Regions from separate parts of the Homo sapiens genome. Here all the other regions are linked to region 2. Evidence: chromatin loops called from intact Hi-C (ENCODE). Cell type or tissue: Calu3. All regions are shown on one strand. Each heading gives the region's core, and the rest is flanking DNA. Links, peaks and the distances in the headings are about the cores only.

Region 1 (11,278 bases), core at 1,169-9,168, 110 kb before region 2:
CTCTAGAGCTGATTCAAATATGTGACCAAGGTTGAGAATCACTGCACCAGAGAAGTGACTTGTGATGCAGACTCGGATGTAGGAGACAGAAACACTAATTAAGTCTGGAACATTGAACTATTGAACAAAGTCTTGAGGAGAATGTGGTAAGTTTTTTACTAGGCTCCTGGGGGCACAGACTTCAAAAATATCAACAGCAACTTCAGTTTGAAAATATGCTGAGGTTGATTCTTCAGATCAGTAGCCTCCAACCTTTCTGGCACGAGGGACTGGTTTTGTGGAAGACAGTTTATCCACTAGGGATGGTTTCAGGATGAAGCTGTTCTGCCTCAGATCATCAGGCATTAGATTCTCATAAGAAGCAGGCAACTCAGATCCCCTGAATGCACAGTTCACAATAGTGTTTGCATTCCTATGAGAGTCTAATGCTGCTGCTGATCTGACAGGAGGTGGAGCTCAGGCAGTAATGCTGGCTGGCCTGCCGCTCACCTCCTGCTGTGTGGCCTGGTTCCTGACAGGCCTCACAGCTTGTTAAGAACTGCACAGGCAGGGGATTAGAAATTCCTGCTTCAGGTGAAAAAAGCATGGGGAATAGAGAAAACTTTCCGAGGGGTAGACTTCTTGAAATCCATAGCAGGAGGAAAGGGAGAAGCCACTGGGCATATAACATCCAGGCTGGAGAACCCTCTGGCTGAAAATACATGCTCACTAGAGAGTCTGTCATATGATAGAACACATATGCAATGCAGCATCAATTGCCAGAAAGATAGGTCTTAGCACAAAAAGGGGAATTCAAAGCCTTCAAATATTCAGAAAGAAAGAGAAACTTCAGGTAAGACTGGATGACTGATTCTGCCACCATTGCATATTTACAAACTGTGCCAGAAAACGGAAAGATCTCAAATGTTACTCTGAGAGAAGGAACATTATATTAGGGAGAATTTTCCTAGTTCAATTCTTCTTAAATCATAGGCTCATCAGAATGATCTGGCTTGTTCACTGAGCTCCTTCCGTAGAGTTTCTGATTCCCTAGGTCTGGAGTGGGATCTGAGTATTTGCATTCGTGACTAGCTCCCAGGTGATGCTGATGCTGCCAGTTCAGGGACCACACTTAGAGAAGAACAGCTCTAATATTAGTCAAATGTGGCATCATAATTTAACTTTTGGTGGGGCATTTCTCCAAATTGTGTTTGAGTACACAGGTTACAGACCAGAGTCAAGGGACATAAAAACTGACTAACATCTGGATGAGGCTAAACCAAGTTGGTTTCCATCTTATGACTTTCTTCTGGAACAATCAAATCTCTTCTTAGATCCTCTGTTGATCCCTTTTCTCACTCCTAAGCTAATTGATGATTGAGAGAAGGAACTGGCCCCAGATGGTTCCCCTTCCCTTTTGGGGATAATTGACTATCAATTGCATACATTTCATTTTGCCCCTGCATGAACAAAGATTTATGGGGGTAGACTTTGTCCGAGGCTTGTGGCTGGCCAGCATTGCCTGTGACTGATGGCATAGTTTATTTCTGGAGTTTTGTATTAGGAAGCTCTTACTTGCTTCACACTGAAGTCATGCATTAAATTTAGGGGGTACACCTCGCCTTTATCAACATAAAATAGAACATTTTGAGCTCTATTTCTGTGTGAATCCCATTTCTTCTTCTCACCTGATCCTGAATTTAGATAGGAATAGTGGGAGCAAGTATAGGGGTTCCCTAAAATTTAGCATTACTGCCCAGAAAACCTTTACTATTTTCATGAATCTCTATGAGTTATAATACAAAATGGTTTCAATTTTGATGTATCTATCTGACTCCTGGCTTTGTATTATGTTCCCAACTGTTATTTTTTCTTTGTCTCACTTTCTAAGTTTGTATTTGTCACCTCATAACACATGATCAGTAATATATATAAGATATGATATAGCAGATAATATAATAGAAAATTATATGTAATACATTTATTATGTATAATATTTTGAGATAAAATTATTGAACTAAGATTTATATTTTCATCTTTTTATGTTAATTTGTGTGCATATTATAGCATTTATTCATGTAAGTAACCTTAAATACTGTTAAGAAAAGGTGATGGATAAATGAGTAAATACTTTATATCTCAGATTAGCTGCCAGATTTAAAACTAATAACAGATTCAAGAACATCATTTCTCAGCATATGTATTTTGTGAGTGAACTCATAAAAACTTACATTCCAATAGATAGCTACAGATCTCGTATACATATATCTTATATGTGTCTTTTTAAACTTCCTCTATTGTGCTGAAAATACTTATAAGACTACTAGACTGAGAATGCCAAGGCACAGGAAGAGATTTGGTCTAATTTGCCTTCCCAAATTCTTGGCTCTCAGCAAAAGATTGGTAAGTGGATCTAATGTGAACCCAAGCACAATGGGGTTAGCCTTCATCATAGCCCAAATCGAATCCCTTCCTTTAAGGCATCTGTGATCATCAGCACATAAGCTTCAGTGGCTTTTAATTGAGTGAGTGATTCAATGGTAAAGTTACTTGCATTTATTAAACATTTGCTATGTACCAGGTTCTGTATTAAACAGCTAACATGTTTATCTTACTTAATCCTCAAAAGGTATCTTCTAAATAGAAAACTGAGGCCCAGAGAGGTTGTATGACTTGCCCAAGGTTATACAGTTTGTGTGACAGACCTGGCACTTACATCTAGAAGTCTGACTTTAGGCCCTGGGTTATTCAGCATTATGACAAGACTGTCTCCCAATGAGGAGGAAATGGGTGTAGAAATGAGCAACACCCAAAGCCAATAGTTTCTCCCATTATTCTTTAGTGTGTGTGTTAATGGTTATGTGCTCAAGCAGAGCCAAATTGGAAAGGAAATATCTGTACCTATTTATTCACTTAATTTAGGATACCCATTGTACCAGTCAATTCCTATTGAGAAAGCCCAGACCTAGAGCAGATAATATTCAGCTGATAATATTTAAATTACTGTTCTTCCTTGTTTTGTTTTAAAAATAAAACGCATTTGAAATCCAGAATATTTGGACTTTTACTCAAGCACAGAATTAAGGTTTTCATTAAACAAAATGAAATTTTGAATTTATCTGTCTCTCAATTTGTTCTACACAGTTGAATAAATTAATCTTGAAGCTACTCCTCTGTATTACCACTACGGCAACAATTGACTTCTAAAGGCGTTAAAAGGCTCTGCACTGTTTGGCCTGAGTTACTAAAGATGTATTTTTATGGGTTTAACATACTGACATATAGATATGTTAAGCACAGTGAAATTCTGCTTTAAACATGAGCCTGGTGCTCACATTTGTTTCCGTGATCTACATTAATTATCTAAAAGACCGTAACCATGAATACCTGGCAATGAAGCTGTATCTTAAGTTCTATTTTATCTTGAAAATAGATGAGGAAGAAATGTATTTGGCAAAGCTTGCTCAATCCTCATATTCCTGACAAAGCAGCTTTCAGTTCAGAAGGATCATATTACCTCTTGCCCCTTTAAACACTTTGACAGCTAACAGAGATGTTTGAATATTGTGTTAATTGTAATCACTTGGAAATGTTTGTTTTTCTGATTCTTAATAATCAAATCACTTAATTTCAGAGAAAAGAAACCTCAATATTGGACACAGCTCAAAGAAGTAAAGATAAAACAGAAGAAGCAGAAAAAGAATGGGGGCTTTTAGGGGCAAAGTCTCTCTCCTTTAGCATTAAAAGACTGGATTAAATTTTACTCAGAAACTTACTAGATGAAAACTCGGGGCAAAATTCTGTTCTGCAGTTATCCTTATCAAATGGTTACAATATTACCTTATTTCCAGGGTTAGTTATTTGAGTTATCTTATGTTTGTGGTCTCATAAATAATATATAATATAAATATAAAGAAGTCACCAGCAAAGATTATCAGTATTTGTTTTCCCAATGAGCCTACATGATTGTATATTTTTTTTTGCTTAAGTTTTTAAGGTTCTTAAATACTGTAGCTTAGGATGAGAATTAAATAGTTCAACACTGTTTTTAAAAGAATCTTATGGAAAGTCAATGAGACAACCATATTAAAATCTCATCAGCAAAATTCTTTCCTCCCTTCCTGTAGATCATCTTTAGTAAAGAGAGAGATTAGCTTTTATTTTTCACGTACTCTGGAAAAAGATATTTAATTCAGGCTGATCGTGTTAAAGTTTCTTCTTCCAACATAAAGTGTTGAGTATGCAAACCATATGTATGAAACTTTAAAATATACTGTATAAATTGGCCAAAGTAGGATATATTTTTAAATATAAAGATAAGTATTGCATATCTTTTGCCACCAGAATAGTATAAATATTACTAATATAAGTACTTTGTGTTCACAAAATACAGAGACAATTTCCTAGACTAATTACCCTTTAATATCAATGCAGTCCTATACCGATTTATTATATTTAGAAAAACTAATGTTAAGATACTTTTTATATATCATTATCTAAAATGTGCTTTGATTTCTGGAAGTTGTCCGGAATTAGCTTGATTCTCCTTAAGCAATTTCTGGTGTTACAGAGCATCAACATATATTCTAAAGTTATTATCTATTTATTTTTTAAAAATTTTATTTTTATCTTAAGTTCAGGGGATACATGCACAGGTTTATTATAGGAGTATATTGCTTGGTGCTGAGGCTTGGTTAGTTTGCATTGCACCATATTATAATAAAGACAAATAAAAAGAAACCATTCCTCAAAATTTAATTGATACAACTGCCCTTATTGAGTTCTCTACCATTCCTACAATTTTGTTAAATATAATTTTCATTCCTTTCAAAAATCTTCTAGAGTTTTAAAAAATTCATCATCTGTAACTGCTGTATTTTATGGCACTTCTCTTTACAAGGATGATTTTAAACAATCTAGCCACTTTATCTGTCCATGGAAGAGAATTTGCCTCAATTTTAAGATCACTGGAGGGTAATATCAAGGAAAGCATCTCTCATGCAAGAAATTTTCTATGACCAGTTTTTACTAATATTCCTTTATTCATTGCTACAGTTATTTACTGATGAATGCATATACCATATCATTCCAGAAAGGATACGGACAGTTTTAAAACAACATATGGTAATACTTTTTAAAAATCTACATAAGTAGTTGAGGTGACAAGAAAATAAAGGTAGGCAAAGTTATATGAAACCAGGGAAGACTGAGACAAAAATTGGGCTCCAGGTTGCTGAGCAGGCAAGCCATAATGACAAGCACACTCAGTTACCAATATAGAACCCAGAAAGTAAGCAACTGTTTTTAGAAGTTGTAACCCATTCTGACACTGAGACCTGAGAGAAATTTTTCTTACACATCCCCACAAAGACCATAACTTAATGTCATTGTAAATGCCCTCCATGTCATCATACAGCAAATACAATTAACAGCTCTATAGCACTTTGTAGTATAACATTTCTTGGTGTTTATTGAATACACAGGGGTAGTACAGGAAAAGTAAAAGTAATTATATAAGGCTACGTTAATTAATGTAGTAGAGGTGAGGAGGAGTTTATTAATCTGGATGAAGCCAAGAAAATTTTACTGGATGAGTGGATGTTGACATCCTTCTATAGAGCCTCTATACATCTTAATATTGCTACCAAGCACTTTGCTGGAAAAATGCATTACACATAGTTAGGGCTAATGTTGTTCTTAGAAAACAAGTTGAAGCCCCCTCCAACCTAAGCAAAATGAAATATAAATAACTTAAAACTATAACATGACAATGGAGACTTCAAATAACCACCTTCATCAAAAAGACTATCTCAGTTTAAAACACTCAAAGAATATCAACTTTTGAACAATGCAGTTTTCTGATGAACCCTTTAAGGCACATGGAAAAATGTTTTCCTAGACTAGTAAATATGTGATAAACATAAAATTATAGCCCAGAACTTAGATATATGTTGAAGAATGCATACTTACAATTAGAAGTAGTCTTATGCCATTCTTTCTTATAATAATTAGATAACAGAGTCCATTATCTATAAAGGTTACCTCTAGTTCACATTATCTACCCATAGAAAAAGGCTTTTCTTTTCCTTTTGGGAGTCGTAGAGTACTTGGCATTCAGTTCAACTAAAACAAATATCAAGTTAAAAGAACAATTTAGAGCTTGACAGAAAATGGGGGCAGAATAATAGTCTTTTATCACCCTTTTGGAAATTATTTTGTGATATGAGAAGACAGCATCACTATTATGATATATAATTACTAACTGTTTAATCTTAGTCAAGTTACTTACCTAACTACTCTTTGTCCAAAAATCCTCATCTATTCAATAGGAATAACAATAGCAATTCATAATTTTGTTGTGAGAAATAAATGAGATAATATATGTAATATGACTAGAACAGTACCTAGCACATAATAAATGCTCACTTAAGGTTAGCTGTAGTTTATCAGAAAGCAAAAAGTCTACATTTTGATCATATAGCCTACAACCCATTCCTATTCACAGCACTAGAGTAAAATGAAAGTGCAGTAAAAGCTGCAACCATTTTATGTCACACCAATAAATGTACTTACTGGGTAATATATAGCACTCTGATGGCATTGTTGGGTCTAAAACTTGCTTCTAATATAGAAAACAATGGATCATAGATATTCTAGATCATGAGAAATCACACAAATAATCAGTTTGAAATTATATTACTGAATATAATTTTCAAACACAAATAATTTAATGACCCTTTCTCAACAACTCAGGAGGCAATAAATCTACCACCATCAGTAGAAATCAACAAAGCTCAATTGAGATTCTTCCCCTGGGTTTTGGGGATGGTTTGACTTATTGACCACCTAAATCCCTAGACTCACAAATGCAAATGCAACACTTACAGTGGAATAATTCAAATTTGATTTTCAGATAAAAAACTTTTAAGTTGTTCTATCTTGTTTTAATTTTTTCATGCTGCATAACAAATTGCCATAAACTTAGTAAAGCTATACCCATTTTTTTAGCCCACAGTTTCTGTAGGTCAGAAGTTCAGGCCTGATCTGACTGGCTTCTCTCCCAAGGGTCTCACAAGGTCAAAGTCAAGGTGATGACTAGGGCTGTGGTCTCATGCAGAGCTCAGAGTTCCTTGTGTCTGTAGGCCTGAGGACCACATATGCTTACTGGCCATCAGTTTCTCTCACCATTTACAGGCCTTCTACATTCCTTACCAAATTGGTCCTTCTATCTTTTAAGTCATCAACACACAGTTCACTTTGCTTTGAATCTCTGTCATGCTTCAAATTTTGACTCTGACATCAAGATGCTGATTTAAACATCTCATGAGTTTAGGTCAGGCCCTTTTAGGTGGTCTCCCTTTCTTAAATTCAACTGTGCCATATAGTATAGCCCAATTATAGAAGTGATATCCCCAAATACCCATGATATTAAGGATTATAGAGGGCATGGGTATACTAGGAATGGGACTTTTAGGGAACATCTTAGAATTCTGCCTGCAATATACATCAAAGGCCTTAAGAATTAATCTGCCAAAGCCTAAACCAAGGGTCTATTACACTAGTCCAAAATGCCAAGTCTTATAACTTATAAGAAACTGGTACATATGTTAAAGGCATTGTTCAGTTATCCTATAAATTTATAATTTTAGAACAAAGGTTTTCTATTCTACAGATGAGATAAATTCTAGGCTGAAACAGGCAGAAACACACACATAGGAGATTTAAAAAAATATGAAGAATCTCATCCTACCATTTTCCATGTGCTTTACTTACCATGGATTTTTTTCTTTAACTGTACCCTATATTGGTTACGTTAGTAGTATTTAGTCAGAATGTTTCATATGAAATCAAGAACATTTGAAACAACTCACCTTAATATATAAAAATGAGATAAATATGCTTACCACGAGTCACTGAAATCTGGACTTCCAGGACTGCATGAAGAAATTCATGTCATGAGTAACTCTATTAATCTATTCACATGACTGGATCTATCATCTTTACTTTACATCACCCCATAAGAAATTGTGTGCTGTTTTTTTTGCTTGTTTGAAAAGCAATTCATTTTAATTTGTTAATATCTGAGCTAAAGTTCTTCTAAATTTTGTTCCTCATGTCATCTTATTTACTTTATCATATATTTTTGTTTTTGTATTTCTTTTTTTCTTAGATAATGGATGAGTGAGTTGGTTGATTTCTTGTTACTAGGTCTACCCTATAAATATTTTAAAAAACTACAGGTTTTATTTTAAGTGCATTAGAGTTATTATAGCATATGTATATGCCTATTTATATCTGTATCTATACCGTCTACCTACAAACTGGTTTTTCTGATCATGAGTTCATCACCAAGGAATGTTAAGTAAGGGATAACTAATATATTTCAGTCAACCACAAGGGATTGTTAGTGGCTCTCTGGATCCCTCACTCACTGAGTATTCTAAGTTTGGTTTGAAGTAAAATTTCTCAGAAAGGACTCTGTGTAAAATTAGAATTGTTTGTATGTGGTAAAGGCTGAAGTATGTAAAGACGCAATGCTTTATATTTGGTATTTCACATTATATTTGGCATTCCACAGGAAGTTGTTGTTCCAGAAAACACAGATACTAAGATAATATTGTATATTAAGTAATGTTTATACAGATATGTTTGTTAGCTTAAATTTCTTGATGTCATGAAAAATGTCCGAACCTCATGAGAATGCCTACAGCTTTATGGGCAGTGAAAATGATCCTGATGGTAAGGAATGGGTTAAAAGAGCTCTGCAGATATAGTCATTTTTTTCATTTTTGCCTAGAGAAGCCATGATCCCAAACAGCATTTTTTTTTCTATTGTGTATTTGGACTTGTGAAAGGAATAAATAGCACCCTTGAAACCATTCCCAAAACCTACTCAAAATAGAAGATTCAGTTATAGTGATCATCAAATCTCTCTGATCCTCTGGAATAGTTTGGGGGGAAATGACAAATAAGTTTGAACTAAAATGTTTAATTTGATAGATAAATTCAGAAATGCACTAACTTTTTTTTAAAAAAATGTGTTTTTATGCAAGATGAAAAAAGAAGCAAGGCAGATGAATTAACCACTGAAAAACTTTCATCTTATATTCTACATTGATGCATCACATTGGAGATGTAGAAGTCACATAGGCCAAGATTGTTGTTATCAACCATAAATTCTCAACAGAAAATCCTGTTAACAGACAGAATCCATACAGTGAAATAAATCAAACAGTGAATATTAATAAAGACTTAGAGTCACAATCAAATGTGCAGAAGAAAAATAATCTGCTGTAGAGCCTAAACTTTACTAAAGAGAGGAAAAATGGGAGGGAAAGATGAAATGAGGGTCAAAAGAGGGTGAGGGTGAAAGTAAGAGAGAGAAGGGGGAGAGGGGAGTAGATTTTTAAAATCTATCACATTGTGAAAATCTGACTCTTGTATTCATAAGGCAACATAAACAATATTGAAAAATTTTAGTATCTTCTTAGTAAAGATATATCTAAGTTCAATACAAGTTAAATATACGATTTCATCTAAATATTTTCTATCCTTGGTTATCAAAAGTAGTTATTCTAAGAAGATTTACACTTTAAAGATTGCCCAAAATATGTTATGATCCTTTAAAGGTGATGTAATTTCTCTTTTTGTTTATTTATAGTTAATTAGTCTTTGTCAGTGTTGCACATTAGTTACACTCCTGCATTTCAAGGTCTGTTTGCTTTCTGATTCATAAAGATTAGCCTGTATCCTTTAGTTATATTAAAAGACTTGTATTTAATTAGGAACATGTCATATCAGATTTATGGAATGGGCTACAACCTTGCCAATTTCTACATTACTGCCGGAGAGACAATCAGTTATTTAGGGAAGCACATTCACTGTTGAGCTACAGTGGAGTTCCAAACTATTGTTCTTTCTCTCTATTATTATTTTCTTCTAGTTTATTTCAATCTCACATCTTTCTCCTTTACCCCAAATTTTCCACATCATTGCGTGCATACCATTTTAACTCTTTTCCTTGCTGATTGACTTTTTCTAATTTTCTCTGTTCTAACTTCACAGAAATACATTTTTATGTTCAATTTGGCAATAAAATTTGAAGGAAATAACATGAGCTTTAAAAAAACAAAAGACTAGCCAGGTGCAGTGGCTTACACCTGTAATCCCAGCATTTGGGAAGGCTGAGGGGGGTGCATCACGAGGTCAAGAGATCAAGACCATCCTGGCCAACATGGTGAAATCCCATCTCTACTAAAAATACAAAAATTAGCTGCGTGTGTCCTAGCTACGAGCCTGTAGTCCTAGCTACTCGGGAGGCTGAGGCAGGAGAATTGCTTGAACCCAGGAGGCGGAGGTTGCAGTGAGCCAAGACTGCGACACTGCATTACAGTCTGGGAGATGGAGCAAGACACTGTCTCAAAAAAAAAAAAAAAAAAAAAAGGGCAAAAGACTGTTCCGGTATTAACCTCCAAAAGATTGAACATGTTTTGGAGAAAAGGTTAATATGAAATTATTAACATAAAATCTTTCTACTTATAAAAAAACCCAAACATCTATTTGAGGAAAACAGACCCAAGTCATTCCTCATCCTATGCTTTTTAAAGTTTCAAGAGTAGGAGGATCGATTACCTCAACTTTATCAACAGGTATGTTTTCATAGTTGTACAAATTATCCAGGTCTTCTAAGGTGGCATCATAGGTTTCTGAGTCATAGTTGATGGACTCTAGAGTTGGGGCAGTCACAGCAGCATCAAAGATGACAAGTCCCAGAACAAGTCCTGCTAATGTCTTCATTTTTCAAGCTTTCCTAATTATAAAATATTAAAATGCATAAATATTTAATTGATAACTTATGAATAGTTTGCACTAAATAGAAATGATAAATTAGTGTCAATATCAAAGAACTCAAGCTGGTAGCTTTCCTTCCATGGATAATTTATAAACATAACACACAAAATCATCTGATTTCCTAGGACCATTGCTGCCAGATGTTCAAATTAATTCACAAACCTGTCTCTAATTTTACAGTGGATATTTTAATTACAGTAAAATTTTATTTTATTTTATAGAGAAAAACAGAGCTTATTCACAAAAGCTTTTCATCATCTAATAATTTTACCATTTAATAAACATTAAGATCCTTCATCAACTCTGGGATATGAAGTTGAAGATGATAAGGATAATGATGATGACGGTGATGATGACTGCAACTGTCATACCATTTTATAGGTGAAGAAACTGAGGCAGAGTTGACTGGTAATGCAACTAGGATATCCACAAATAATTCCAATTTCAG
Region 2 (11,278 bases), core at 2,252-10,251:
AACATACATGACTTAGAGTGAAAAATAATTCTAGAAAAGTTTCACTAGGTAAGTATGCAAATTCTTATTCTAAAAATACTTCTTTAAGTGCATGAAGCTTCATGTATTTTGCAATATTCTTGGCCTCAATATCTACCACCTATTTTTTAACCAGACAAATTTGAATGTATCAAGATAATTTGGTGCAAGAGAGTAACATCCATATGTATTTAATCCAAGCTTTGAGGAACATTAAGATTTAAGGATTATAAAACTTGGCTGATTTCCATGCAACCAGTAAAAGGTTTTGCACATCATTTGACAGTAGAAATAAAAAAACACTAAATTTACAAATAAAGCATTGAGTTTGATGTCTATTCGTGTATATGTGTGTGTTCTTGTGATGAAATAGGCCTGCCTTTCATCTTTTCTTTAAAAAAAATAAATGTTTACAAAACATTTCCCTCAGATTTTAAAATTCATGGAAGTAATAAACAGTAATAAAATATGGATACTATGAAAACTGACACACAGAAAAACATAACCATAAAATATTGTTCCAGGATACAGATATTAATTAAGAGTGACTTCGTTAGCAACACGTAGACATTCATACATATCCGGTGGAAGACTGGTTTCTGAGATGCGATTGCCATCCAAACGCAAATGCTTGATCTTGGAGTAGGATAATGGCCCCAGGATCTTGCAGAAGCTCTTTATGTCAAACTCTAAAAATTAAAGAATAGAAAACATTAATCATTTTTCAGTACACTGGCTCAAAACAATACAAAAAATTTATGTTTAATATATTATAAAATAGGACCTCTTCCCATTTAGAAAAGTCATAATATAGTATATGTTTGAATTTGCAACCATTAAAGGCATATTTCAGGCTACCAAAATGGCACAGTAACATTTAGTAAAGAGTAATCATGGTAGATCAAGATATTCAGTGGAATATTTTAAATAACAGAACTTATTTTATTACTAGAAGTTGTTTTTAAAAAGGCATTCAATAAGTGTGTCATATTATCTAACAACTTTTTTGAAATAGTATAACCTGAAGAAATATAAATGGATCCCATTGTTGTATGAACAATCTCAGTATAAGTACTCTTTGGTTTTACATCTAAAAATAAGAAGGGTTAACTAGATGATCTATAAAGAATTTTCTAGCAACCACATACCATGACCATGATAAAAATTCCAAGACAAAAACCAAATCATTCCAGCAATCACACACCATAGCAATGATCAAAATTCTAAGGCAAAAACCTAATCATGGCATGTCCACCATCTGAACTCATGTTTTTGTTTATTTGTTTATTTTTGTCCATGGTCAAAAAGCTGCCACAAATGAAACACTGACTTACTTTGTAATAGAAACCAAGAGTGTTACTGAATTGACTGACCTGTGTATACACAGAAACTATGTTTGCCTATGTCTATTTTAGATTAACATTTTCAAGTCCTTTATCTTGTTTTCATTTTCAAACTCTAGTTAACAAAGACTTCAGTGGAACCCCAAACACACATGCTTTTTAAAATAACTCATCAGTTAATTCCAGGGATTTTTCTATGGTACCAACATTTGAGAAAGTGAGGAAAAATGGAAAGAAGATGGGCATAGTCCCATCTTGGAATTCTACCTCTGCCACTTACCCAGGTGGGCAACACTGGAACACTTATCTGATCTTGTTAGAAATAACACATCTATCTTACCGTGTTGCATGAAGATTAAATTAAGTTGTGTAGAGCACTTCACACAATACTAGTACATAGTATGTCCTAAATAATGACTAATATCCTTTTGATTTTGCTGTCTTTCTAAATTACTCTACACTAGGAAGATCTCTGATTGGGCTAATGCTTAGAGTTGCAAGTTTGAAATAGAAAACAGTTTGTTTTGGCTATATATTCCCTAATATTAGAAAAAAACATTGAGGGGAACTTTCTGTATTAAGTGAATGTGAAATGTTGATATAGTTGATTATTATCTGGCAAAATAACCTAAACTGAGGTGATACATAAAAAGACAAGGAGAATACCTGACTAAATGTACAAAGATAAGGAAGAAAGAAAGGAAACTATTATGTTACCTTTTCAAATGACCACTATGTACTGGGCACTGTGGTTTCTATCTCAGCTTGGCACTGACAGGCCGTTGGCCTTTCTCCCATAGACCTCTCTTCCATCCTTTACTCATGCAATGTATACCTTCAAATGTGCCTACTTCTGTATCCTTCTTTGTTTCAGAGAAAGAAGTAGCCCTGCTCTTACGAATAATCTCTACCCACCAAATCTAATGTACTCCGTCATCCCTTAAGCATCGTAAATTCCTTTAGCATTTTGGTCTGTCAGAGAGTATCCTTCCTCCTAACCACATATGTTTAAAATGAGGAATCACATATGGCCACATAGTGAATTTTCCACTGGAAACAACAAGAGGGGTTTAGCTGTGTTAGCCTGACTGTGTATTGTGTGACAGTCAAACAGCACCAACCCTTACCTTGGCTGCTTTTCAGAAACAACAAAGAACATGTGGAGCTTCAGAGTTGGCGAGTATGGTCTTCTTTATGAAAACGTTTAACCCTACTAGAGGTTATATGAAACTGGCAGAATTAACAAACATCATATGCATAAAATATATTGTAATATTTTCTGACAGCAATACCTTTATTCAGCATGGCCAGAAAACCAATTTTCATCATGTAGAGATGTTCAAATTCAATAGATTATTTTGCAGACATTATTACTTTATATGTGAATCAATGTTTCCTGCTTGATTTTTTCATTTAGAAAGCCTTATCTGTGAATCATGGTTTTTCTCTTCTACCAAGCTCTGCCAAAGATTAATGGCAGAGTTATCCTGGTAGGAAATGGTGGATTTCAATTTCCCATTGGAATCTATACTGCTTAAGTTGAAGAATGTCCCTGAAGACCACATAAGTGCATAAGCAGTCCAAATGCATCAGATCAAACTTCATCCAGAAGATAAATGAAAAATAAAGAGAGGAGAAAGAGAAAGTGTGGAAATATCAAATGAGGGGCAGGATTGTACCCAAGAAAAAAAAAGCTCTGTAACACTATTTTTCTTCTAAAAAAAAAAAAAAAAAAAAAGATGTTAGAATCTCCCATCATATTTCTTTTTCTCTTTAATCTTCTTCACAGTCCTCCAGAGCACTGTGATGGCCACACACCATAACAGAGATAACAGAGGCAGATGATGATCATGACAGCAGAGTAACATGGTGAGTCCCAAGTAGTTGATGTCAGGGAAGACCATGAGACTATATGGGGCCAGGCACAGTGGCTCACGCCTGTAATCCCAGTACTTTGGGAGGCCAAGGCAGATGGATCAGTTGAGGTCAGGATTTTAAGAACAGCCTGGTTAACATGGTGAAACCCCATCTCTACTAAAAACATAAAAATTAGCCTGGTGGTGGTGGTGGCCTGAGGTGGGAGAATCGCCTGAGCCTGGGGGGTGGAGGTTGCAATGAGCCGAGATTGCACCACCTCACTCCAGTCTGGGCGACAGAGTGAGACCCTGTCAAAAAAAAAAAGAAAGAAAGAAAGAAAGAAAACGAAAGAAAGAAAGAAGGAAAGAAAAAGAAAGAAAGAAAGAGAGAAAGAAGAAAGAAAGAAAGGAAAGAAAGAAAGAAAGAAAGAAAGAAAGAAAGAAAGAAAGAAAGAAAGAGAAAGAAAGAAAGAAAGAAAGAAAGAAAGAAAGAAAGAAAGAAAGAAAGAAAGAAAGGGAAAGAAAGGAAGGAAGAAAGAAAAAGAGAGAGAGAGGGAGGGAGGGAGGGACAATATGGGCTTCTTTGTGGCTATGGAGTTTGCCAACTGTGCCACTTTTGAACTCATTTCTTCCTCCCTCATCTAGATCTTGTCAAAAAATAAATGTAGGACACAAATCTAAGCCATAAAGGAGAAAATAATAAGAGATATATATGAGGAGGTAACACAGCAGGATGAGTTGGCCCGGAATTTTTAGTTTGAAGACTTACATATTAAATTCTGTGACCTTAATTGTTCCTTATCTGGATACACCAAAGAAAGGCTGGATATTGGATATATGATTGAGCTAGAATTATTCTTTGTTTGAAGTAGAGGGATATTTTGTGGACATTTTTTTTTTTTCCAAGACAGAATCTGGCTGTCTTGCCCAGGCTTGAGTACAGTGGCACGATCTCGGCTCACTGCAACCTCTATCTCCCAGGTTCAAGCAATTCTCCTGGCTCAGCCTCCTGAGTAGCTGGGATTACAGAAGTGCGACACCACGCCTGGCTAATTTTTGTATTTTTAGTAGAGATGGGGTTTCATCATGTTGGCCAGGCTGGTCTCAACTCCTGACCTGGTGATCCGCCCACTTCGGCCTCCCAAAATGCTGGATTTACAGGAATGAGCCACAGCGCCCGGGCGACATTTTGTTTTTTTAATGGAGCCAGATGCAATATCTGTGTTGTGCAGCCCAGGTATTTAAACACTTGAGCACACATCAAACACAGGAACAGCTTTTTACTTACTCTCAAGTTGATTGACCTCCAGGTAATAGTTTTCAAGGTTTTCATTGACAGTTGGTATGTTTTTAAGCTTGTTATAGGACAGATCCAGCTCAACCAGGGATGACACATTGAAAGAATTTCCAGGTATTCCACTATCAGCCAGTTCGTTGTGAGATAAACGCAGATACTGCAATGCATTAAAACGCTTGAAATACTCATCAGGGATGTTGCTGATCTTATTGTTGTCTAAGTAGAGAGTTAGAAGAGAGACAGGGAGACCAGAAGGCAGTCTGGCTATCTGATTGAAGCTCAAGTCAAGGTATTCGAGTGATTTAAGACCTTTAAAAGCAGCTGAAACAGCATCCTCTTTCAGCCGATTGTGCTGGAGATGGATGAAGGTCAGGTTTACCAATCCTTCAAAAGAGCCCAGCTTTGTGATCTTGTTATGAGTAAGCTGCAGATCCTCCAGAGATTTGGGAAGTGGGCCCACAGACTCTGTCAGGTTGTTGTGGTTTATATGCAGCTTCTTCAGTTGTTTCAATTTAGAGAAAACTCTCCCTTTTATCTTGGAGTTTTCTAGAAGGTTGTGATCTAGAATGAGCCACTGCAGATCAGTTACATTCTCAAAGGCCTTTTCATCAATATGGTCAATCTGGTTATTCCTAAGGTAAAGATACTTGATTCCAGGAGGCACCATTGGTACACTTTTCAATTTCAGCTCATCACAGTACATGGCACTTGGGTAGCTTTCAGGGCAGTTACATTCTGGTGCACAGTTTGGTGATGATTGCCCATAAATTGATAGGGGAAAATCATAATCATAGTACTGGCCACTGGTACCACCAATCAATGCCAGGAAGAGAGTAAATGCACTTAGACTCATTTTTGGCAAATGGTTTGAATCCTAAATAAAGATGAAACATTTATTAATTAAAAAAATATATACTTTCAAGAAAAAGACATTCAATTTGCAACATTAAATTCATTAGAAAATGTGCATTTTGTTATTTTATAGCTATTTTTAGTGCATCTAACAGCGTCTTTTAAATTTTTATTTAGGTATGAGGACAAAGGTGTATGTTTACAACTATGTAGTGAGCAGCTTTCAGGTTAGATTGCGTACACGTGCGCCCCCTTCTGGGCGAGCCCAGCCTAATTGTTCCAGTCAATCTCCAGGCTCTTCCTTAATGAAATGCCTTCCTGTAAGAGGTTTCTGGGTGGTGTTCATTGACCACCGAATTAGACTACTGCTTCAGATCATCTCTCAAAAAAAGAGAATGAGAAGACAGTTTTTAACTGTATACTCTACCCTACCATTCGACATCATTAAAATGACTCATGAAGAAGATCCTTACGGGAATATGGGCAACCTGAGGTTTTGCTTGTATGTGGGAGGGAAATGGAAGGCACATTCCTTTAAAAGTGTCTGGTTACTGTTGGTTCTGAGGAAGGAGAACAGAATTCTTGGTGCTGGTGTGCATGCATACTAGTTCATGTTGTGCTTAACATTCTACACTTTTTAAAGCACATTGCAAAACTGTGTTCTGGAACTAATATTTCATAAATTAGCTATTTACTAAACAAAATATTAGTAATATTTAATAATTGCTAATGTTTATCAGGAAAATGTCACACATTCTGAAGGTTTCTCTTTCTGGAAAGAGATTCAACAGGTAGAGAAAGATAGTATTTTCCAAGTTTTCAATTAGAGTTATAGTCTCTCTCAATTACTCACAAGTTCTCTACTTTCTTCATGCCAAAATCGAAGATGCCATGGTTTGCATATCTGGCTTTTAGTGGCCTCACAGAATGGAGGTGGGAGAGAGGTGTGATGTTTTTAAAGTTTGGATTTAATACTGGTGTTAGAACTATCTAGTAAATTATTCAATTGAGAATATGAATTTGAAATAATGTGTAACAGTTATCTTCTCATAGGAACATGTTTCTAAGGTGAGGCTCAAAAAAGTACATTTCAATGTCTTAGGTGCAGCAATTTAGATATGGGAAAATTGGAATATAAGAGTTAGACTTTTATAGAGTGAACAGTTGTGGCTGAGGCAAAGTTGGTAGCCCTGGGAGATAAATCATTAATGTGACGAAAGATCTACATTCTAATAGATAACTGAGAATATTATATCTTTCTATGAAAGTATGATTACAAGCTTTTGGATCAAAGTAGTTTGGGATAAGCAGGATCTTTGGGGTTAGAAACTGAAAACGTCTTTTATTTGTTTTAATTTGAAATTGTAAGGCACTTTATTTCAGATCAGATGGAACGTTATAAAACAGCTTTTAGAAATACTTTGATTGCTGACATAAGGTAACATGTAGCCAGATTCTCAGTAAATTACTCTCTAAGATTTTAATGGGGGCATTTAATTTTGCTGACAGAACTTGGCCATAATAATAATTGCATAGCACTAAAAAGAACGTGATGACATATTCCCAGAGTTATTTTAAGTTATAGAATGTAAATACTGTAAAGATTTGTCTTGCTTTATTAATAAGCTATTTTAAATTTACTATACACCAAAATATGGCAACTATAATGTGAGTATTAAATAGTAATGAAAAATGCTTCCATATTTTTTGGCAAAGTAAAAACAAGGATGCTGAATTGAATGAGAGTTTGCAACCATATAATGACTCCACTATGAGGCAAAATCACACTGTACTACCCTCAGTTTTTTCAAATACCTGTGGCTATAGAGAAAATGCTGTTTTCAAAAACGAAATCATTTCCCAGAACTTTTTAAAAAACTCGTTCCTTAAGGCATATATCCAAGAAACAAATTTTTTAAATTAACAAAACAGAAATAAATAATCCATAAGAGTTCCTAAATCTTTTAGCTCATGTTTTATAACATAGAACGTTTATTGTAAATTATAACAAATTGTCACAATATGCTTATTAAAAGATATTTTGAATGCTGATTAAAATGACTTTTCTTTGCTCCAGTATTAGGGTCCAATACTAACATATATAACTAACTAGCATACATAACAAACATATTAATTTCTATATTTTTTCACTGTGTCTACTTTAACTATTTTCTCATTCTAACCTTGAAACTTTTTATAACTTCTCTTGCCAAGCAATACAGCATATACTGTATAAAATCTCAAATCTATAAATCATGGAAAACATATTAACAAAATGTGAAACTAAATGCTCAGAACTGTGGATTTGCTGTTGAATAGCAATTGGCAAAATTGCTCTGGAATTTTTCCTGTTCCTGTTACAAAAAACGCTGTCCCAAACAGTTAACATCCCCAGTGCAATAGTTAAAACAGCACTTACCTTACTGTCTTGACACTGCTTTCGTTAATTCTTAAAGCAGATGCACTATGGACAAGAATCCACCAATATATGCTGTGAACTCTGTCAGGACGGAACTGGCTGCCAGATTCTGAGTGATACAAGAGCTGAAGGGGGGTGGGGAGACCCAGCCCAGTCACGCCAGTCTCTGAATGGAGTTATGTCATTGTGGGGATCTTGTGGTGTGGCATGTGAACACTGCTCTCTAACGAAGTGCAGGTGAACGTGGGGAGAAAGGACAGCCCAGCTCATTCCCTATGGAATGGGAGAGAGATATGTGTTTAACTAGCTCAAATACCATAGCTTTTAACCAAGAATTGAGTCCTGCTTCAAATAAGGAAGCTCACTGTGAGAACATTTTTCTTACAAGCCTCTTTACATCTGTGGCTGTGGCAACAATTAAGTGCAATGTGCTCAGCCAACTATCATGTTTATCTAAAGATCTCAGAAATCATAAGCAGGGCAAATAATTTCAGGAAAACGCAAATGAACAGACTCAGAGGAATTGAATCCCTTTGCCTATCACTTTTGAAATCAATATTGATTTACTTGGACTAACTTAATTTTTTGGCCATGAGGGTAGCTTACATTAGTTTTAAAAATATAAAATATGCTTCATATACACTTGGATACACATGATAAATATCAACATTTCAAGTTTACTTCTAATGCTAAGGAGACTCATTTTATGTTATTCAGGTCTGGAACCAATCAGCAAAGTCTTGCCTGTTTTTTATTTTGTGGATTTCGTTTAGGAATTCACCCAAAACCTTACTTGGGGAGAGCATTCTATAGCTTAATGCCAAAAAACATAAAAGAACAGAGAAAAAAATAAATTTATACTAAAAGTATCACAAGGCAAGAATCTTTCATTGCATGCTAGTAATTTTTTTTCAAAGTTAAAAGTTATTCAAAGTTATAATCTCCCAAAGGCCTGGCTGGATATATCTTTCATTATCAGCTCCTGATGCATGGTTTCAGCAAATGAGAGATGTACTTAAATCCTTGTCTATTTCATTTTGTGATTTTATCAGATATATTTATGAGATTTTTTTCTAAAATGTTCATTTCCTCATGTTTATAAGAACTTTTACACCAATATATTTTAATATAAGTTGTCACATTGTATTTTTGTCTTTAAAAATAACTATATCACATTTTAGCAGTGAGACTTGTGGAAAATTAACTCCATGACTAATACTGCATTTGTCCGAAAAAAAGACTATTAGAATAAATGGCTTATTTTTGTAATAGCAGTGTTCAAAAACAAAAAGTAATCTTCTTGAAAGTAACTAATGGAATTGTAAGATGATTCATAAACATAACATTTTTCCTAATATTATTTTAAGAAAATTATTGATAGGCCTCAGTTTCAACAAAGTAACTGAATAAATTTATAAGGAATTAAGAAAAAAAGACAAATCAATCGAATATAATTAAGTGATCTTGTTATAAGAGGATTCTTAAAACAATGCTATGTATTAATTTTGAGTGTATCAAATTCTATAATCTGAGCTCTTGTTAGAAAAACTCCACCTATCCATTCCTTAAGATTTTTCTTTATAAAGCAATACATGTGTTGTGGTATTTATAACAGACCTCAAATGCATTATATTGGATTTAGCTCATTGTAAAGTCTTGTCAACATATACTTTTTAATAAAATCAGTTCTGTGAAACCAATAATTGAATAATTTTGTGCGTTTCAGAGCATATTTTCAGGGTCCAATAGAAAGAAATGAAATTAACATTTATAGTGGATCTAATATATTCCATGATTTATACTCAGAGTTTTCACATTTCTTCCTTTAAATTTCATACATTAAAATTCCTATGGTATGTTTTACTACTCTATTTTCAGGAGTATAAATGGAGAGTCAGAAAGTCTCATTCATTTGCTAAAAGTCACCTAACAAGTAAATGTAAGAATAAAACCATGAACATCTTCACTCACTGGGAAGAGGGTGAACAGGATGGAGCTGAGACAATGTAGTTCACTCAATCAGCTTAAAATACTTTATAGACAATGTTACTATCAGTTGAGAAAAAGCAGAAATATTAAATAGGCAATAGTTATTTAAAAAGTCAAATGTTAATTAAGCAATAGTTTCTTTCCTTTTACATTACACACTAACATATAACATGCATAGCCACATCCACATCTCAGAACTTTTGGGTAACGTATAAACATTCCATCCTGGCCAATGGTGATTCACATCATTGGTGATAATGAGCATTGGAGGCTAAATGCATTTCATCACAATACAGGTTAAAATGATGGGAGTTCTCATTGTTCACCTCCCACTTATGAGTGAGAACATGGGGAACAATACACACCCGGGCCTGTCAGGGGTTGGTGGGCACGGGGAAGGACAGCATTAGGAAAGATACCTAATGCATGCAGGGCTTAAAACCCAGATGACGGGTCAATAGCGGCAGCAAACCACCATGGCAAATGTGTAACTAAGCAACGAACCTGAACATTCTGCACATGTATCCCGGAACTTAAATTAAAAAGAAAAAAAAAAAAAGATGGAATTGCCCTCTTCAGCCCAGGGACTGGATTCCCTGTTACCTGAGACCAGCAAGGATAATAAAGCATGTTATGACTGTTTCACACACTGTGTTCTGAACCCAGCCCTGGACTTACAGGGGAAAAGAATAAATTAAGTATTCCATCCCAGAGATAACTATCTTTTGGTATATCTTCTTAATGTGTGGGTATAAACATAAACACACAGACAATTTGGTTTTCACATATATCATAACATTATGCTTATAGTGCCAGACCCATTTTCATATAACAGTAAATCATTGATGTTTTTCTATATCATTAAATATCATTCTCTACTGTCATTTTTATTTGCTACATGAAATTCTGTTATATGGATATACCATAATGTAGTTGTTAGTTTTTAATATTGAACACTTGATTTCTCTTAAAATTTGCAAAGCACTATCACATAAAATGAAATTTTAATCTTTAAATTGGTTGTACCTGCTTTGTCTATTCTGCTTATCTCAAAAGATACATTTTAAATGAAAGCATATTTTGAGTAAATGGTTTATGCTTTCAAATCATAGAGTGGAGTGGATTTGAATTTTTTCTCTTCTCACAACAATCTAATTCCCATTCTTAATTTTAGCATCTTACAAGTCATGAAACTATCTTTTATTTACATAGTCCTTATACTCATAGCTGTATGTATTTTCAAACTTACTCTACAATTGCTTTTATTTTTCTTAGTATCTTACATGACAAGTACATTTTTGGAATTATCAATGATATGGTTTATTATATGTTTTTCAGTAATAAGTGTGCATTATAAGAGTAATATATATAAATTGGAACACTATACCAAAACATTAACCAGCATAGCAGTATATAAGGTTAAACATTAAATAACCCCTGGCTTAACTAACTCTCCAATTGCACTTTCTATAAGTAATTGTTGTTTAGACTTTATTAATTCAGA
Region 3 (11,278 bases), core at 2,260-10,259, 250 kb after region 2:
CAGAGATGAGCTGTCAGGGGTTGGAGGCAGCTACTATCAACAGTTGTCTTCGGTCCTTGCATCTGAAGAGAGAGGGTGATGTGGAAGTTGGCACAATAACTTACATGCACATTCCACTGAAGGGGAGAATTTCAGTCACAAGGCTGCACTTAAAATTAAGAGCTTTTATTACTAGCAGGAATAAAGAAAGAAATACTGAGAGATAATTGGCAGGCTCTTCTACAGTGGACTTCGAGTCCAACAAGCAAAGCTCCATATTTATAATCTTTGAGAATTTTTGTTTCCCAGACACCAGTCTCTGTGCTCTGCCCAACCTCTGTCCCTCAGTTTAATATTCTTTATTTTGAAGTAATTGTTTTTAAAACTAGCCTTGGAGATATACGCACAAGTCGTTTAACAAATCTCTCCTACCAGTTGTATATAATAAATGTTCCCCTTTGTTGGGTGCAGGCTGTTTAATTGGATTTATTAGTCCTATATTTTTAGTTTGTAACACAAAATTTGTTTGGCTTTGTTTTCAGTCCTTGAATGTTTCATGTTATGAGGCTCTTAGTTGACTTTAGACTATAAGTCATGGGCAAAAGGACCTTTCTTTGTTTCCTTCCTTTTTTGCATCCAGGAATGCTTCCTTCATCTTAGGTTGATATCTTTCTTCTAGTTAGGGTTGCCAGAAAAAAATACAATATGCCTAGTTAAATTTGAAATTCAGAAAACTTTTTTTTGTAATATAAAGTATATTGCATGTAATAATTTGGACATATTCATACTTCAAAAAGTTGTTATTATTTATAAAAGTAGTCAATATTTAAAGTTAAGTAGGTGTGCGATGTTTTTATTTGTTAGCAATTCCACTCTTAGAACAAAACTGAAAGCTGCAAGAAATAGCTATTTTCCCCCTAAAATAATACATGGTCTATAACCCAACTCACAATAAGCATCATAGTGACCAAAGGCTTTGCAAGAGCAAAGCAAGGCACCAGCCTTGAAACTTGAATAGTCTAGTCCTCACCTCACTCCTTCAGATGATCCCATCTGCCAATTTCATATCTTAGAATATGTTATGTATAGAATCTCACTTTGGTTACAAAATTTTTACCAGAGAGGATGTTCTGACTGCAAGTGCCAGAAATTCACCTGAAAATAAGTATCGTAAGTAAAAAGGGGAATGGATACTTGATTTGCCAAATGTCCTGTGACAAGGAGGCTCGAGGATTAATGCAGTGGTTGAAGAATAGAATTAGGAACCAGGCTCTGTTCTTTCATACTGCTCTGCCACTATTTTTTTCCTCATTGTCACAAGATGGTTGCTACATTTCAGGGGTCACATGCAGACAAGATCCTATTCAGTGGACCAAAAATGATTATTTCTGAGCTGCTTTATAAAAGAAAGGAAATCTTTTAAAAATGACCTCAACTGATTTCCTCTCACATGTCATTGTCCAGCACTGGGCTATATTTATATCCCTAAATCAACTACTATCCAGGGCAAGAGAGTATGCAATTGGATTATTTATCAACATTTACCTCTGAGAAATATTCAAGAAAGATGGATACCCAATACACATTACCAGTAAGGAAGTAGAATTGGAAAGCAATAACAAAAAAAGGAATTTATAAAGGACTATCAATCATAATTTTAAAAAGTAGGCTTCTAATAGAATAATTTTTTAAGATGCGTCATTTTTCTTGTGAAGTGTCCACAAAAACTGACCATTAAATAAGCTACACAGAAAATCTCAAAAAATTGCAGAAGCAAATAACATATAAGAAGTTAACAAGTGAAAGCCTCTAAAATTTGTATGTGTATAGTTTTAAAAACATATTTATCAGTAAGTCTTAGAGTAAAGAAGGAAATCAAAATAGGAAATTACAAACATTTATAAATACTATAACAAGCATATAATATTTAAATGCTCAAAGAGTAAAGCAATAGTAATCAAGACAGGATGGTATCGGTGAAAGAATAGACAAATATATCAATGGATAAGAAGTGGGAGCCCAGAAATAGACTCATATAAATATAGATAACTGGTCTTTGACAGATAATATAGCTTAGATATTTGTCTCTTCCCAAACCTCATGTTGAAATGCAATCCCCAATGCTGGAGTTGGGGCCTGGTGAGAGGTCAATGGATCTTGGCGGGAGATTTCTCCTGAATGATTTAACACCAACCTCTTGGTGCTGTCCTCAAAATAATGAGTGAGTTCTTGTGAAATCTGGCTGTTTAAAAGTGAGTGGCACCTCCCTCTCTCTCACTTGCTCCTGCTTTTAGCATGTTACGTGCCTGCTACCCCTTCGCCTTCTGCCATGATTGTAAGCTTCCTGAGGCCCTCCTTAGAAGCTAAGCAGATGCCAGCAGCATGCTTCCTATAAAACCTGCAGAATCATGAGCCAGTTAAACCTCTTTTCTTTATAAATTACCCAGTCGCAGGTATTCCTTTGTAGTAATGCAAAAACAGCCCAATACAACAAAGGAGCAAAAGCAATATCATGGAGCAAGGATTGTTCTTTCAGCAAACGGTGATGGAACAAACGTCATGTACTGCAAAAGTTAATGTCAAAAGAATGAGAAAATAAGCCACAGAATAGGGCAAATATTTGCAAAAGACACTTCTGAGAAAGGACCGTTACCCAAAATACATGACGAACTCTTAAAAATCAACAATAAGAAACTAACAACTAATTTAAACATGGCTAAAGACCTTAACAGATACCTCATCAAAGAAGATGTATAAATACCAAATAAATACCAAATACCAAATAAAAGATGTCCAACACCTTATTTGTCTTAGTCTCTTTAACCTATTATAACAAAATGCCATAAATTTGGTAGCTTATAAGCAATATAAATTTATCACAGTTCTGTTTTTTTTTTGTTCAGATAAAATATTATAGGTTTATTTATTTAAAACTTAATTCTCACATTGGGTATGCAAAATACAAACTCCATAAAATGTTCATTTTACTTTGTACTTTACAAATATACAAAATACGCTGGGTGTGGTGGCTCACCCCTGTAATCCCAGCACTTTGGGAGGCTGGGGTAGGTGGATAGCTTGAGGTCAGGAGTTCAAGACCAGCCTGGCCAACATGGTGAAGCCCTGTCTCTAGTAAAATACAAAAATTAGCTGGACATGGTGGTGGGTGCCTGTAATCCCAGCTATTTGGGAGGCTGAGGCAGGAGAATCACTTCAACCTGGGAGTCAGAGGTTGCAGTGAGCCGAGATCATGCCACTACACTCCAGTCTGGGCAACAGAGCAAGACTCCATCTCAAAAACAAAACAAAACAAAAAACAAAAAACAAAACAAAAATATACAAAATAGAAATTTATTTAAATTTATATCATATATTTATTAAAGCAAGGAAGTATACACACACAAAAAATCTGTTCTTGGGAATAAACCATTGTACAAATTATTGCACATCTAAAACCACAGTGCATAGAGATTGTATAAAAATGTCAAAGATGTATGCCAGATGTATTTACCTGACTTAGGTCACAATGTAGATCAGAAGACAAAGATTGGGGTGCCAAGTTCTGATGATCAGGTTCTGATGAGGGCCCTTTTTCAGGTTGAAGCCTGGGGACTTCTCACTGTGTTCTCAGATGGTGGAAGGAACAAGAGAGCTCCTTGAGCCTATAAGGACACAAATTCCATTGATGTGCATTACCCTTGTCATCTCCCACAAAAGCAGGGATTTGGGGTCTGTTCTATTTAGTGATTTTTACTTGAGCATTGTGTGGAATATAGTAGATGCTTTCTAACTCTGTTGTATGTCAAAAATGAATCATTATCATTTTATGGATGACAACATTAAGGCATAGAGAGGTTAAGCACATTTCCCAAGACTGCTCATGAAATAAGTGGCAGGAGTGGGATTAGAAGCTAGTCAGTCTGTCTCCAGAGTTAAGGATTTCAACTTCTATGCCACATTGTCTCCACAGGGCTAGAGTTACCGTACTGGTAATATAGCCAGATTTATGTAGTGAGAACCAAACTGTGGGAAAAAAATCAATAAATATGATACTTCAAGCAATTATATAAATAACAGCTAAAACAAAAGAGAACTGAAATGAGAATGTGGCACCCTAGAACAGCTGACATGGGACAAAAATACCTTGGAACCCACACTCCGAGTCAAGAAAAAAATCAGCATTTATTTCAGAGCCTTGGTATATTATAAAATTATTTTATGTTTCAGTTAATCATACAGCAAATATATTCTAATGATGGCCAAAATTAATTATGCTCCTTGGTAGAAGTGATATAAACTTTTAAAAATAACTATTCTTTTCTGTTTGTTTTTACTTATTTTAAGTTTAGGGGTACATGTACAGGTTTGTTACATAGATAAACTTGTGTCATGAGGGTTTGTTGTACAGATTATTTCATTACCCAGGTATTACGCCTATTACCCATTTGTTATTTTTCATGATTCTCTCTCTTCTCCCACACTCCACTCTCTGAAAGGTCCCAGTGTGTGCTATTTCTAGCTGTGCACCCATGTGTTCTCATAACTTAGCTACCACTTATAAATGAGAACATGCAATATTTGGTTTTCTGTTCTTGTGTTAGTTTGCTAAAGATAATGGTCTCCGGCTCCATTAACATCCCTGCAAAAGACATGATCTCATTCTTCTTTATGGCTGCATAGTATTCTATGGTATATATGTGCCACATTTTCTTTATCCAGTCTATCATTGATGGGCATTTAGGTTGATTCCATGTCTCAACTACGTTTTAACAGAGACACAAACCAAGCCTTGATGAGGGATTCTTGTTATATCATTCTGAGAACGTGTCTCTTTGCCTTCTTTCTAGCCTCTGTATGGGTTGGAGGAGTCTTGCCTGTGAAATGTTTCCAAGAGTACAAGCCCAGTAGCAGCACTGGTTGCAAAAGAGGTAATAAAATGTTCAGGATTAGGGATCCCCAAGTGGGCCAGCTGAAGACCATACTGCCATGAGAGAATTGGTAGACAATGGATATTGTAAAACAAATCAGAAATCCTACTTTTTTCTTTTTCTGAACAAGTGGAAGTGAATTTCAGGGACCAAGGCAAGGAAGAAGCATTGTGCTCTGAAAGTGTCCTTGACTGCACTTCTGGTTATTGTCAGGAATATTATGTGTTATGTTTGCTGGCGTATGCCTTTCCTCTATCCTCAGTGTTCTTGCTTTTCCATTATTGTAAAACCAGGACTCAGTAATCTTAGTAATGGCAGTAATCTTAGTAAATGGTAGTAATCGTAGCAAATTGCCTTAACCTCTTTGAGCCTACTTTTCATTATCTGTAAAATAGGGCTACTAGCCCTTAATATGTAATGTTTTCATAAATATTTAATGAGTTGAAATTTAGAGTGCTATGCATATGCCGTGGCAATTAGCAATCAATAAATAACAAATAATAGTAGCCACTATTAATGCTATTTATCTGAGACCTAACACATGAGCTTGTCACACAATATGTGTTCATTAAACATATGTTACACATATGAGTCTGATTGTGAACTTTTACAGAAGACTGACTACCTCTTCCCTAGACCCCATCATATTGAGGTACTCCTAGTTGGTGCTTAGTGCATTTGTTCATGCTAAATATTTACAGGGATTCAACAGAGAACAAATCTGGTGTTGAAAGTATCGAAATTTAGAGTCTGATGAAGACGCAGTCTCCAATTTTTCTACCTGGTAAAGTTGCCCTGGTGTGGATATTATACTTTGTCTTCCGTCATGTAAATGAGCTTTCTTAGTCTGTTCACTAGCACTGGCCTCAAGTTGATGTCCCTCTTGCTTGATCTTAGGGATGGCTGGCATCTTGAAACATTTTCTCCATGCCAGTAGTCATATTTGAAAAAGGAGGTGGTGAGTTCTCAAATATGACAGAATGTCTATGTTTTAAAATTTGCTGAATATGGGAAATTGCCTTGGGCACGGCTTTCATTAGATGCTGGGGTTACAGACCTGGGTGCTGAGTTAAGCTGCATCGCCATCTCGTGGTCAGTTGATGTGGTGGCCAGAGACAGAGCGTTTAATGAGTATGTGAGTGAGCAGATTTCATATGCTAGAGTTGAAGGGAACTTGGGGGTCACCTTGTAGACCTCTCTTACTTGTACACAAGAAAAATGAATAGAAGAAAAGAAATGACCCAATCTTTTTGTTACAGAGGTTAATCACAGAATTGCCATCCCATTTAGTTGCTATTTCTCTCAACAGTGTGCAATATAGGATGTGTGTCTTTAGCTGAATACTTGAGTTTTCATGTAGTTGCATGACTTACTATGAACATGAACGCTCTTACTTTTAAAATGGGGCTGATATTATTGTTGTAAGTATCAGTTGAATGATGGAGTATGCAAAAGGACTTTATAAATAATTAATTATTGAAAGAAATCTAAATATTATGTTTTAAAATTTTTTTGGTGTGGAAACAGATGCCGTCTCATTCAAAGTTGCATCTGCAGTTGAAAGCCACTCACTTATTTATTCATAAGTTAACTTCCATGAGTATGTATTGGGCAGTTGCTATGTCATCACCACAGGAAGAAAGGACACAAAGAGTAAGAAAACACAGACTTAACTCTTAAATAAATTACAGTCTAATGATGAAGAAAACATTAATACAATGTGCAATGTGTTGTGATAACAGATATTAGAGTAGATCCCAGAGACTGGTGCCAACTTCAGTGCTTGCACATAAAAAGAGAGTGTTCAATTCTGTGAGTTGGGGTGGAGCAGGGTTGCAAAGACAGAATAAGCTTTATATAGGCAAAAATAAACTTGAGTTAAGTCTCAGGTAAATACCAGTAGTATGCCAGGGAAATAGGTGAGGGCAGTTGGGAAAAGGAAATTATGTATATGAAATGCTAAAACCCTGAAAAACAAAACTTTAAAAAGAACAATATTATCTTATAGTTATGAAAATATTTTAGTTCTGGACATATGTCTTAAGGAACTCATGGATCTCATTCCAAACAAATGACAAAATAATTTGGCTTGGGGCCAGTATTTCATAACATATAATAAAATTTGATATTTTTTGAAATTATGAAAACTAAGATAATTTTAAATTGTGGAATACGTTATACCATAAAGAGTCAATAGAAAATGATGAGAATCAAATGCTTTATGAAAGCTCATCTAGACTAATGGTTTTATCAATTTCTATATTACACACTCATCTTTTAGTTCCATGTATTAACAGCTGTTGGAGTTTTTTTCTATTTCCCTTTCATCATACCAGGTATTTGAAAGAAAACCTTAATGGCCTAAAAGTCATACTTTCTCATTTCAAATTCCTTCTAGTTTTCTTCACTATCCTCTGGCATTCAGAGAATTGCTTTGTAGACATATTGATTGACGGCCATCTATCCACACATCAGGCATTCTAAATGGCTCCCTTCTGGACTATCTCAGAAGAAGAAATATTCATTAGCCCTTCAAAACACAACACTGAGGACAACTCTGTCAAAGAAGATATTTCTACGCACAGCGAAAGTCAAAAATTACATTATTCCTGGGTATGTTTTCCTCTACCTCTGCACATCAAGGAGAACAGAAAAACTTAAGTTTTTAGACAGATAACAAGGTCACAAAATAATTTGAAAAGAAAGCAAGCATAGAGAATTTCCAAAATGCATACAAGGCTGACTGTGTTTTAAGAACTTGGTTTTTGCCTCTCTCATTTTTTACTTGCCCACACAAATACCGCACTTTTCAAAGAGGTACTGTGTCCTGACTTTATGCCTGCTTAGGTTACCCATGCCTTTAAGTGCCTTCCCTACCGCTGACTCTCATCCTTACCTTTTCAGTGACAACCATCATTCAAGATTAAGCCCAGAAATTGCAGCCTCTGGGAAAGAGCTGACTTTCTAGGCTGGAATATATGCATGTTCTATATGCTCCCTTGGCACCTTGTGCTATTTTACTGTGGCAGATTGATTGATTGCAGGCATTATTCCTGTTTTTCCTGCCTCTCTGTTTCATGTGTTTTGCAGTGGAACTTTGAACCTCATCCCATCAAGAGGCTATTTCCTCATTCCTTTGAATCTGAGTTTGCCTTGTGATTTGCTCTGGCCAATAGAATGCAGAAGAATATTTGTTTGCCAGTTTCAAGCTAGCACTCAAAAAGATTGCATCGCTTATAATCGAGGACTTATAAGATCCTAATAATTGCTAGGGGAGGGATAGCATTAGGAGAAATACCTAATGTAGATGACAAGTTGATGGGTGCAGCAAACCACCACGGCACGTGCATACCTATGTAACAAACCTGCACCTTCTGCATATGTACCCCAGAACTTAAAGTATAATAAAAAATTTAAAATAATAATTGGATACTAATTAATTGCCCAGTTTCTCCATGCAGTAGTCTTCAGGCATCTGCCATTATGGTGGCTCATAAGAAAGATAACAAAATACAGATGTATTAAGGCTTTTCTACACTAAAGGATTTCACTAACATAGACCAGAAAACTGCACCCTGAGGTCAAGCGGCCTTGCACAGTATCTTTGAGACTACTATCAAGGCTTATCTTGAGAAGTGGGTACTATCAAATATGTATGCCAGCTGAGGGCAAAAGTGAAAGCAAACAACTGATAACATACATACATATCTAGTGAGTTCTTTCAATCTCAAAAGGATGCTCAATTATTTCTTTGACTACTGTCAGTTTTCATTAATTAACAGAAAAGATTACTGAGAAATATATATTACTTTGTAGGGTTAGTTGGTTTAGTGGTGTAATTATTCTTGGCAGAACTCTGAAAGGACACAAGTAATAACACCTTCAGATGCCAGTTGTCTTGGCATTGAAGACTTGAAATTATCCCTTGGTGATTTCCAATCCTGCCAAACCTCTGTGAAAAAACACGCTAGGCATATAGTGTCCCAATAAGGAAAAATCACTGCGTCAGAAAAAGTGCCTATGATCACCAATGTGCTTGAACCTATTAATTATAGGGAACTAAACATTTTCTCTGGGTTTTGTGACTCCTATTGGAGGTTTCATTGACTTCTCAGTTATCATAGTAAAAACCCTGGGACATGTGGTTTAAAGAAGGAAAATGTTAAGTGCAATTGGAGTGCGTTCCTGCTTCTCCACCACCTCCCTGAAGCCCCGTCATATCCCTTGTTAGTTCTACCATGTCTTTCAGATGCCAATTTTTAGTCCACAGGAGGAACATGAGCATGCCAGAAGCTGTCACCATGTGGAATTGTTCTGAAAGTCACACATACTGTCCTCTTCACAGGTTAACATTCCTGGCCCAAGAATTTACCATTGCAGAAAAGTAATATGGATACTTTTTGAATTATGACATAATAGTTCATATATGTGCATACACCAATGCTTAATCAGATAACCAAATGGCAATGAAAGGCAGCCATAGCTGGCCCAGCCTATGGGCCTTCCTGAAAATACCGTATTCAAAATAGTGAAATTATTCTCAGGGAGGAGGTGAGAAAAATCAGGGATTCCAAAGGGATGGTACATATTTCTGAGAATGAAAAGTGGCTCTATACCGTTCTGTAAGCCAAAGCCTGAGGTGCCTCCAACTTGTACCCACAGAGATAGTCCCTCACCAGGTATGACTTTCACTGAATTAGATCACTTCCCATCCTTTCAGTATATAAGTCATGAGTTGTGTAATTTGAAACAAAGACTGGAAAAGAAAATTGTCTATCAAGGAAGAAATGCAATTCTTCCTTACGCAAAATAAATCCAGAGATAAAGCCCAGGGCTCCTAAATTATCCCCATAGAGTCTTCCTCTATCTTCTCTTTTATCATCTTTTGTGTGTGGCTTCTATCCTCATGGTCACCTTCCAGTTCAAAACGGGGAACTCAGACCCTGGCATCACATCTATATTCCAACATAGGAAGAAGAAGGAATAGAGAGGGAAATCAGACTTTCCTAGCTGCACACGAATTTTTTTTCCACGATGCTTCACTGAAAATTGTTACCAAAAACTTAATACTACTGGCCAAAAGTTAGTCATATGTACCTGGCTGAAAGGGATGCTAGGAAAGACAGTCTGTTAGCTGTGAACATTGTTGACTCAAATTACTTTAAGTTCTATTACTAAAAAAAAAGTAGAGAATGGATACTCAGAGGACAACTAGTCAAATCTGCTCTACTAAGTTAAGGATATGAGAGAAGGAAGAGTAACAATGAACTGACCCTGAACTGATAAAAATGATGACAGGCAAGAACTTCCAGGCAAAGGGCAGAAGAGTCAGGTTAGGTTCCAAGAGTGTAAAGTCTTGGCTGCAGATTGGAGCCATCCAGAAGTTATTAGTGCAATGGAATATTAAGAAGTTTAGGATTTAGAACAAGATAAGTGGGAAAGAAACTGTGCTGTTCTGTGCACACCACCTCCTGGTTTTGCTAACTTGTTCAGGAAGAGTGCTTTACAATAAATCTGGGTCAGGGTTTTTGGCCCAAATTGGCAGAAGCTATCAATTGATTCTAAATGCTAGACCCATGTCTCCACATCCAATAGATATTATTATCAGAGTCTACCTGATCTGGAATCTGTTTGTTGCAACAAACCCTTGGGGTTAGTTGTGCACAAATCTCTAATCTTCGGAACCAGAGAGATGAGGATTGTTAATGATGGAATAAATCAACTGTTATAAACAAATTCTGGCTAAACATGTGAACACTTCCTCCTTTGCATTTTGTACTCCTAATGGTCCCTCTTTGGCTGGGGGTGGGAATTCCTTAGGTTCAGCACTGCTCCTGGGTGGACTGTCACCAACCCCCTGCTTTTCTTTGTTCTCCGTGGGTCGAGTTATTTGCCTAGTCAGGCCCAATGTGAGAACCTGTATATTTCAGTTGCAGGTGCTGAATTCATGCACTACTTTCATTCACTCTCTGTGAGCGCTGTGGAACAAGGTGTCAAGGAGGAAGTGTTCACATGTTTAACCAGAATTTGTTTATAACATTTGATTTATTCCATCATATTCTTATATTGACACCAGAAATACTGCCTCTGGATTTCCACTTATTTTTACCATTCAGGAAGACTGGTTTGTTCCTGATCTCTACTTCAAGGGGGATGTAAGAGTAGAAAGGTGTGGGTAAATTTTTCAGTGTCCAGTTTGCTTTAAGATTGTGTTACAGAAATTGAACTGGGTGTATATTAACTTTCCTTTCCCCCATCACTGTAGGAAGAGTTTCCTTTACAGTATCTAGATGCAGATGAAGAGTTCTGGAGCCATGACATTTGGTGAAACTATTCACATTGCACAATGGTCAAGGCTGCATAGTAATTTT

What was found. Hi-C counts contacts between places; a loop is a spot of excess contacts. Peaks named below come from ENCODE experiments on the same cell type or tissue, not always from the same donor. Only the 100,000 strongest peaks of a DNase experiment are listed, where the experiment ranks them.
Region 1: a loop joins it to region 2, with 2.8 times the contacts of the local background. A loop is called at or near these places in 13 of 110 quality-filtered maps.
Region 3: it touches region 2 in a loop (5-fold over the local background); 6 of 110 quality-filtered maps call a loop at or near these places.

The regions. Positions count from the first base shown.
Region 1 is chr12:90,991,790-91,003,067 of GRCh38, forward strand. EPYC (epiphycan) reads right to left here. Exons shown (of 7, transcript NM_004950.5): 2 at 10,612-10,789. The coding sequence starts at 10,776. Among named protein-coding and RNA genes, the nearest start is that of EPYC, 7.5 kb to the right of the region's middle. In Calu3, for the core only: no CTCF peak of the experiment used is centred there; no DNase peak of the experiment used is centred there.
Region 2 is chr12:91,103,613-91,114,890 of GRCh38, forward strand. LUM (lumican) reads right to left here and starts at 7,882. Exons shown (of 3, transcript NM_002345.4): 1 at 7,786-7,882; 2 at 4,506-5,388; 3 at 1-707. The coding sequence starts at 5,367. The coding sequence ends at 553. In Calu3, for the core only: a CTCF peak has its summit at 5,628 (motif pointing left); a DNase peak (open chromatin) is centred at 5,629.
Region 3 is chr12:91,349,595-91,360,872 of GRCh38, forward strand. The region is part of intron 2 of LINC02823 (long intergenic non-protein coding RNA 2823); the gene reads left to right. It overlaps LOC105369896 (a long non-coding RNA gene), which reads right to left. Exons shown (of 9, transcript XR_001749251.2): 8 at 3,491-3,641. Among named protein-coding and RNA genes, the nearest start is that of LINC02823, 28 kb to the left of the region's middle. In Calu3, for the core only: a CTCF peak has its summit at 6,000 (motif pointing left); DNase peaks (open chromatin) are centred at 5,987 and 7,987.